2 separate regions of the Homo sapiens genome follow, and region 1 is linked to region 2. Evidence: chromatin contacts called from ENCODE Hi-C or POLR2A ChIA-PET data. All regions are on one chromosome and are shown on one strand. Each heading gives the region's core, a stretch centred on a gene start or an enhancer-like site at or near the end of the contact. The rest is flanking DNA. Distances are from core to core; before and after follow the strand shown. Region 1 has its middle 64 kb from the start of MIR8079. Region 2 holds the start of TPT1-AS1 (TPT1 antisense RNA 1).

Evidence for each region. A loop is a pair of places that touch in the nucleus more often than their neighbours do. ChIA-PET counts read pairs that join two places held with the same protein, here RNA polymerase II (POLR2A). Pooled maps may share reads with other maps.
Region 1: a pooled map shows a loop between it and region 2 (7-fold over the local background). The contact joins the enhancer-like site here to the promoter of TPT1-AS1 in region 2. A Hi-C loop is called at or near these places in 5 of 50 pooled maps. POLR2A ChIA-PET finds 5 or more read pairs at or near these places in 2 of 52 experiments (HEK293 and OCI-LY7).

The regions. Positions count from the first base shown.
Region 1 is chr13:44,258,303-44,262,468 of GRCh38, reverse strand. No RefSeq gene overlaps it. Among named protein-coding and RNA genes, the nearest start is that of MIR8079, 64 kb to the right of the region's middle. Within about 2 kb of position 2,673, at least 16 of the 41 ENCODE cell types and tissues checked have a DNase peak (open chromatin) inside an H3K27ac peak, as active enhancers do; they include OCI-LY7, where a contact is called at or near this core.
Region 2 is chr13:45,340,009-45,344,389 of GRCh38, reverse strand. TPT1-AS1 (TPT1 antisense RNA 1) reads right to left here and starts at 3,045. Exons shown (of 11, transcript NR_024458.1): 1 at 3,003-3,045; 2 at 850-964; 3 at 1-11. It overlaps TPT1 (tumor protein, translationally-controlled 1), which reads left to right and starts at 3,207. Exons shown (of 6, transcript NM_003295.4): 1 at 3,207-3,348; 2 at 3,605-3,678; 3 at 4,206-4,381. The coding sequence starts at 3,321. It overlaps LOC124903169 (a long non-coding RNA gene), which reads right to left and starts at 2,956. Exons shown (of 2, transcript XR_007063781.1): 1 at 2,760-2,956; 2 at 1,087-1,103. RefSeq lists enhancers at 981-1,768, 3,348-4,137 and silencers at 2,831-3,030, 3,191-3,300, 3,381-3,450.

The DNA of each region.
Region 1 (4,166 bases), core at 1,424-3,923, 1.1 Mb after region 2:
CCACCCTGGGTCCTGCCTCCTTAGTCTCTTTTGTCCTTGTGAGAGCTGGGTGGGTTTAAGAAAGTATTGGAAAAGGAGGCTGCCTTTCCCAAACATTATCAGGAGCAATATTAATAATTATATTAGACACAGCCCTCATTTATAGACCCCTGACTCAAGTCAGTGCCGTTCTAAGTTCACATATAATATTTCATTTGCCCCTCACAATGATTCTAGGGAAACGTATTCTCTCTTTTCTACTTTACAGAGCGAGTACAGAGGCATCATGCAAGGTCACACAGCTATAAGTGGCACAGCTGGGGACTCACCCGGGCTGTCTGGCTCCCGAGTTTATGCTCTTAATCAGTACCACCTTAGGGATGGGATGGTCAACAACACAATCAGGAGGTGGGTGAGGGTCAGCCCTCCCCTGAGCTGGGTGCACTGGAATACACCTACCATCCCCTGGTCAGGGCTCAGGCCAGCACATGGGGCTGATTTTGTGAAAAGTTGTAAGCATAAGCAAATAATGGGTGTTTGCCAAGTTGAAGACAGGCATAGAATTGAATCTTCTGTCTCTCCTAATGTCAAATAATGAAGTAGACAGTCGTATTCTTGGCATATTATGAATTTCTTGTTTTCTAGTTGGACAGAGATCAAGGGTCTCTTGGTTTAGAATCACAGGACCAAGGGATAATGCAAGGCCTGTTAAGACCTTTTGGTGCCATTGGCCAGGACCACATGGAGCAGGGGGTCATTTTGGTATTAAACAGTGACTGCTGGTCTATCCTCTAGGGGGTGATAATCTCCCCTTCCTCTTCTTGATGGACATTTATTCAATAGTCACCAAGGAGATTCAGCAATCTGGGTGTCCTACAGCCTAGATATGCTGTCCTGTGTTGTTGAGGTTTATGCCTGGACTTTGATTGATGCCAGCCCCTCCAAAGGCTCTTTCCACAGCTGTTGCTTCTGGTTGGATGGTGCACTCACTGTGCTCAGCACCTCAGGAAGGGATTGAGGGTTGTGAATAGTGGAGATGTGTAGGGAGAGTAGGGAATATGTTTCACTGCCAATATACAAGCAGTATATCAGATTTGGGAATTCTACTGGCAAGGGTTGAGTCTTTGCTTGTCACCGGGCTAAAAGTTGCTTCACCTTTCCAAACATCAGCTTCCTCACTTACCAAGTATAACCACTGCATTGCAAGTTGTTGTCTCGATTAATTGAAGATGCTTGCCATACAGTAGGGACTCAACCATGTTAGCTTCTCCCCCCAGATGCTAGGGGCTGTGTGCTTTCATGGAAAGAAATGCTTCTGCTAGACTTAATTGACATCATCTTTGGTGGGTCTTTTCTTTGCTTCTGACCACACGTCTTTTAAACTTGAGATGCTTTTATGCTTCCGGGTAACAAGCAAAAGTCAGGCCAAGGAGGAAGCAAAACTAGGATTTATTGGTGGGGGGTCATGGAATAGGGATGTTAGAGATTAGCAGAAAAGAACTGCAATGATTTAAAAAGGCAAAAAAAAAAAAAAAAAAAGAATATCCTGGAAAGAAATAATTACATTTAAGTTGATTTCATTGTATCAAGTCTTAGAGTGCTTTTAAAATTATGGTTTTATGTCATGTTCTCAAGTGCAGCCTCAATGAAGAATCAGTCTCCCAGAAAGATTCAAACAGTTGAAATAGGGGAATTAGAAGATGAAGACCTTAAAAAAATCACCCACCAGCATGGGGATGAGGAGAGAGAAGCATCTTCACAGGCTCAGAATCCTATTTGATCCCAGATTCTTCCCCAAGTCAATATTCATTTAACACACTTGTCCCAGGGGACAGAGCTGGTTAACAGGAAATGTGCCCTTGAAGAGTTAAAAAATTATCTTACTCTTCTTCCCTGCAGATTTTAGTTTTCCCACCAACTGTTTAGTAGCAAGGAGCAACTGATGCGTTATGCTGTGTCTTTCCTATGGGAACACGCAGTTTGGTGGCAAAGAAACAGAGTAAAAAAAAAAAAAAAGTTACCCAAGTGGAATTGACAAGGGTGAAGGGATTCTGATTGGCCAATGTAGAATGTTAGAAAGTTATTCATGGAGACAAAGCACACAGATTTAATTTAATATTGATTTCAGCTTCAGGAGGAAAAAACTGCTCTTGCAGCTGAGCGTGGTGTCATGCAGAAATCTGTTTTTTCATTAGGAGCAGGACTCTCTTCTCCTCCCCATAGCCTCCCCACATGCATATCTCTTACACTGGTGGCATTTTGAGGGGCTGTTTTTTCACCCCAAGGGCAATGGAGGGCAGCACATATAGTGCATTCCGTCCAAGTCACCCCTGGAGAGTGACCAGGAAATCCCACACAGAGCAATTCCCTGAATCAGATGTTTTGCTATCTTATAGCCTAGGTTTGTTAGGATTTTCTCTAACAAGCCTAGAGCCTGTTCTTAAAATGACTTTTAATAACCATCACTCTGGTTTTGCCTCCTTGACACAAGGGGGTTTAAAAATAACCAGTGTTAGGATCAGACACCAGGTTCACTATCACTCTGGTACCCATTTCTGGTGCATGTTTTCCTTTTAAGCCATGAAGAAAATGACATCATTCAGGGCCCTGGCTGCTGTGTGTGGTGTCTTCCTGTATCTCCGAGCACAAACACTCACCCATTCATCCCCTGGCTGCCTGACCACCTGAAAACGTGACTGATACAGAAATAGTGCCAGGCAAGGAACAGGTGGGTGAGCTGAGCTTGGGGTCCTGCCAGCCCTCCCATCGTGGAATAAGAAATCTTGCGAATAAACACCGTATGATTTAATTGAATCTGAGCGAGAAGATAGGGTTTTTACAGAAACTAATTATGGCAGGCAGCTAGGCATATTAGTGCAGTAAATCTCGCTGATGTCAAGCCCTGGAGCTGCTGCTGTGTGGTGTTATTTTCTCTCTTTCTCTCTCTCTCTTCCTTTGCTCCTCAGTTTCTTTCATTCAATCTCTCTCCACTTTCTTTCACCTCTCTGCCTTCTTCTTGGCATGCTTAGATTTCAAATGGGGGGACAGCACCCGTAGCCCACTGATTTCCCTGTATCAGGTCGATAAACATATATGGTTCTGTGTGTGTAAAAGTGTGTGCATGTGGTTGTGTTTTGTCCTCTCTGCCTGTAATGGGAATGACAATTCAAGATAGAAATGGTATAATGAGTCATCTATAGCAGGCAGGGGTGGGGGAAAGTGGTGGGTACAAAAATGATTCAGACAAACTCTCTGCCTTCTTATCATTGGTGACATGGGGGCGGGGGCAGTGGTTATGAAAAGGGGAAGAAGAAAGTTATGTAAACAGCTGTCTTGGAAACATCAGGCAGAATGAGGTACAGTCGCCATGAGACTGCAGAGAGAGGGGTTTTAATGTTGACTACAAGATCTGGATCTAGCGTCATTAAGCTCCTTTCCTTCAAGGCCGCTTTCTGTTTCACTTAGGAACAGAACACTTGACTAAGGACTATAAGTAAATAAACTCGTAAATGCACTTTTTATTTCCTTAAAAAGTCTGGATGTAAGTGGCCCCGGAGTTTGTTGGCTGACTTGGTTATCTTTCCAGGCTTTCCCAGCCTCTCCATTGCCATGCTCCATGCTGCTGGCTTTTGTCCTCATGCTTCTTGGTTTTAGGGTGCTTATTGGTGGTTTCCGTCCTTGCATGAGCATCATAAGGGCAAATCTTCTCTTTATTAGGCTCTAGATTTTTATTTTTTAAGAAACAAAAGTCTTTTCTAAAGCCCTCAATACTTTTTTTTTATATTTCCTTCTCAGTCCATTTGGTCTACTATAACAAAATACTGTAGAGTGGGTAATTTATAAACAACAGAAATGTATTGGTAAGAAGGGAGGCTGGGAAATCTAAGATCAAGGAACCAGCAGATTTGGTGTGTGGTGAGGGTGCGTTTCCAGGTTCATAGATGGCGCCATCTTGCTGTGCCGTTACATGGTGGAAGGGGCAAGGTGGCTCTCTGGGGCCTCTTTTGTAAGGACACTAATCTCATTCATGAGGGTTCCACGCTTATGACCTAATCACCTCCCAAAGGCCTCACCTTCTAATACCACCACCTTGGTGATAAGATTTCAACATATGAATTTTGGTTTGGACAAAAACTTTCAGTTCATAGCAGTAAGTATCTAGCAAAGGGGAATGAAAGAGAGCCATG
Region 2 (4,381 bases), core at 1,796-4,295:
ATCGCTTGAACCTGGGAGCCAGAGGTTGCAGTGAGCCGAGATGGTGCCACTGCACTCCAGCCTGGACAACACAGCGAGATTCATTCTCAAAAAATAATAAAATAAAATAAAATAAAATAAAATAAAATAAAATAAAATAAAAATAAAATAAAAGCTTCACAAAATAATACTCACCTTTACTGTGATTCGCCTTTATATATGATTTTTCTTTTCTATTCTTATTTCATTTTAAATAAAGTTGTTCACTATTCACTAAATTGTTTCTCAACCGTCTGTTTATTCTCATTGGTTGGGTGTTCAAGATCTTTTCTTTTCAGAGCCCGCAATTTTATCAATAAAATTTTTGTTGTTGTTTGTAGTTTGAGACAGAGTCTCGCTCTGCTGCCCAGGCTGGAGTGCAGTGGCGCAATCTCGGCTCACTGCAACCTCCGTCTCCCAGGTTCAAGCGATTCTCTTGCCTTAGCCTCCTGAGTAGCTGGGATTACAGGCAACCGCCAACAGGCTCGGCTAATTTTTGTATTTTTAGTAGAGACGAGGTTTCACCATGTTGGCCAGGCTGGTCTCAAACTACTGACCTCAAGTGATCCACCTGCCTCGGCCTCCCAAAGTGCTGGGATTACAGGCGTGAGCCACCGCGCCCGGCCAAAGGCAAGATTTTAATCTAGGGTGCCATGACTCTTCAGTACTTTTTTTCACCACGACTATATTTTTATAAAACTTAAAGAACTGTTTCGACCTGAATATGAGATTGGGCAGTTGAGAGTAATGTTTGAGAGTACTGCATGGGTCAATGATAATATTTCTGAATAGTTTGGAAGTATTAAAACTGAAGAAAATAATTATACTTGCCGGGTGCAGTGGCTCACGCCCGTAATCCCAGCACTTTGGGAGGCCGAGGCGGGCAGATCGCCTGAGCTCAGGAGTTTGAGACCAGCCTGGCCAACATGGTGAAACCCTGTCTCTACTAAAAATACAAAAAAATTGCCTGGGCGTGGTGGCAGGCACCTGTAATCCCAGCTACTTAGGAGGCTGAGGCAGGAGAATCGCTTGAACCCGGGAGTCAGAGGTTGCAGTGAGCCGAGATCATGCCACTGCACTCCAGCCTGGGCAACAGAGCAAGACCCCATCTGGGCGGGGCGGGGTAGAAAATAATTATACTGTAATAATCTGGAAAAAAAATGTTCACACAGTATTAATGTGTGATAATCATCTCATACATTCCAGAAATGAGGTTTGAGAGCCTTCACTGACCATGTGTCATATCCATTTATTTTGGGATCCCTTTCACCCCATTTTTAACTTCCTCCCAGTTGCCCAATGTCCTCTGGAGTTTTCCATCCAAGACCCCCATCTTTTTTTTTCCCTTTCCCCCCTTTTTAGCTTCCTCCCAGTTGCCCAATGTCCTCTGGAGTTTTCCATCCAAGAACTCCAGCTTCTTTTTTTGGGGGTGGGGGAGGACGGGGTTTCACTCTTGTTGCTCAGGCTGGAGTGCAATGGCGCGATCTCGGCTCACTGCAACCTCCGCTTCCCGGGTTCAAGCGATCCTCCTGCCTCAGCCTCCCGAGTAGCCGGGATTACAGGCGCGTGTCGGGATCACACGTGTGAGCCACCACGCCCAGTCCCCCCATCTTCTTAAAGGGGTTAATTTCTTGGCTCTTGCATTTTGACTTTTCCATCATTCCAATTGCCATCCTGTGTCCTGCTCTTTCCCAAGGGTTGCATTCTTACTCTGCTGAATGCTATATTATTGGATTTATGAACAATTGTTAATGTATTATAATTGTCTGATACTTTGATTTACCAGAATGAACACTTCTATAAGTAGGACTGGATCGAACTTGTTCACAATTGGAATCTTGGTGCAAATCCTAGTTCTAAGGGATACAAAGCACAAAATATTTGCGAAATAGAACAAGCTTTCAGACTTCATACTGGCATGTATCTTTGCCTTATGCCAAAGATGTGACGATGTGACTAAATACGGAAGTTTTGTTTTGCTATTGAGCCAAGGTCTTGCTCTGTCATTCAGGCTGGAGCGCAGTGGTGCAATCATAGCTCAGTGTAACCTCCAACTCCCGGGCTCAAGCGATCCTCCCAGCTCAGCCTCCCTAATAGCTGGGATTACAGGCAGGCACCACCGCACCCAATTAATTTTTAATTTGTGTGTGTGTGTGTGTGTGTAGAGACAGGGTTTCAGTAGTTGCCTCCCAAAGTTCTGGGATTACAGGCATGAGCTACCATGCAGGACCTGTTTTGTTTTAATACTTAGTAATTGGGTGTAAAGTCCTTCAAAAAACAGGTGGGGCAGGTGGGAAACTCCCTTTGTGTGACCCTCTAGCACCAGGGATAAAATTTCAACTTCATCTTAAAGCGACAACATACTTTTCCAAGACCAAGTGCGAAATAGTAAAGGGAAGAGCTAGCTCCGTAGCCGTCCGCCACAGAATGCCACAAGCTTTCAATTATGGGACAAAATTGGAACACATGGAAACCCTGTGCAGACTCCCGTGACATCTTCCCTCCTCTCCAAGTCCCTTCCCACAGACCTTGCGCCCCACACGATTATTCCCCAGGGGCCGAGCAGGACGACTTGGGTCCCACTATCCGGACTCAGCGGTGCCCCCACAAAAGCGTCCCAAAAACTCCAGCTGGGGCAGCCCTGGGGCAGATGCTGAAAAGTTGTCAGAGGCCCTCGGGCAGTCCCGAGATCTACCCCAGGCCAGAGGGCCTGACCCTCCCTAAATGCGACGTTCTCCTACCTTGGTTGATACTCACGTTCCCAGAAAAGGGTGGAACCTAGGCTGGACGAGGCGCAGGGCCAAAGTTTAATTCCTCTAAGCTCCACCCAGCTCCCAGCACCTCTCCAGGCGGCCCCGTGGGGTAGGGCGGAGCCGGGTCCAACGTACTCCGCTTCCCCCGCTCCACCCACCCAGGGCTAGGGAGCGCCCCGAGAGTTGGCCTCCTCCCACGCTGCGCGCGCACCTCCCCGCCCCCACCCCTACCCGCTGGCGTGCCCAGTGGAACGGAGCCTTGTGTCTCCGCCTCAAGTCCCCGGATGCTCACCTCCCCGACTCGCCCCCGCTGTGGCCCCGCCCCCGCGCGGCTCTTCGTGCCACGTCACCGCCTGCGTCGCTTCCGGAGGCGCAGCGGGCGATGACGTAGAGGGACGTGCCCTCTATATGAGGTTGGGGAGCGGCTGAGTCGGCCTTTTCCGCCCGCTCCCCCCTCCCCCCGAGCGCCGCTCCGGCTGCACCGCGCTCGCTCCGAGTTTCAGGCTCGTGCTAAGCTAGCGCCGTCGTCGTCTCCCTTCAGTCGCCATCATGATTATCTACCGGGACCTCATCAGCCGTGAGTCCTCACTGCACTATCCTTACTGCCGCACACGGGGGTCTGGGGTGCGGGTGGGGGCGGGGAAGGCGCAGCCGTCGCGGGCCTAGGGGACGCCGGCGGTCTTAGCCGAGCGCGGAGGGGTCGGTGCCCGGGGCTCGCGCCCAGCTCTGGTGTGCTACGGAGGGGCAGATCCCGCGTGCGGCCGCCGGCGCGGGAAATGCGGGAAATGGCGGCGCCAGGCGCACGGTGATGGGCGGCTCTGTGTATCCGGCAGACGATGAGATGTTCTCCGACATCTACAAGATCCGGGAGATCGCGGACGGGTTGTGCCTGGAGGTGGAGGGGAAGGTGAGTCGGTCGGGCCTGCGCGTGGGGGAGTCCGGGCCGAGCGGGCTCGGGTTTCCTCCGCTCCCCCGCCTGAGGTTGTGCAATCCTCCCCGCCGCCTCCTGGCGGAGGAGACGCTCTTTCCGGGCTTGGGTTTTTCTAGAAAACTGGAGGCGGAGCTGATCCTGGAAATAGGCCCGCCGCCTCGGCGCCCATCCTCCTCCCGGGGTTGTCCGGGACATGATGCTTCCGGCTTAGGAGCCTGGAGTCCTTTCGTGTTTGTCCTGTCCCCACTTACCAACCGGAGGCATCACATGCCCGCAACTGGAAACAACTTTTTAATGACCCCATTTTTTGTTCCGGCCAACAGACAACTCTTTTAAGTTAGGTCGTTTTGAGAAATCCACGGGTCACAACTTTATTCCCAAAATGGTGCTTTTTTTATTTTCAGCAAGAACTAAGAATACTTCTTATCCGTGAACTATTGGCGTGGAAGGTGCTTTGGATGCGTTTGTGTCTTTTGCAATTATACTGCTTTTTCTTAATGCAGATGGTCAGTAGGACAGAAGGTAACATTGATGACTCGCTCATTGGTGGAAATGCCTCCGCTGAAGGCCCCGAGGGCGAAGGTACCGAAAGCACAGTAATCACTGGTGTCGATATTGTCATGAACCATCACCTGCAGGAAACAAGTTTCACAAAAGAAGCCTACAAGAAGTACATCAA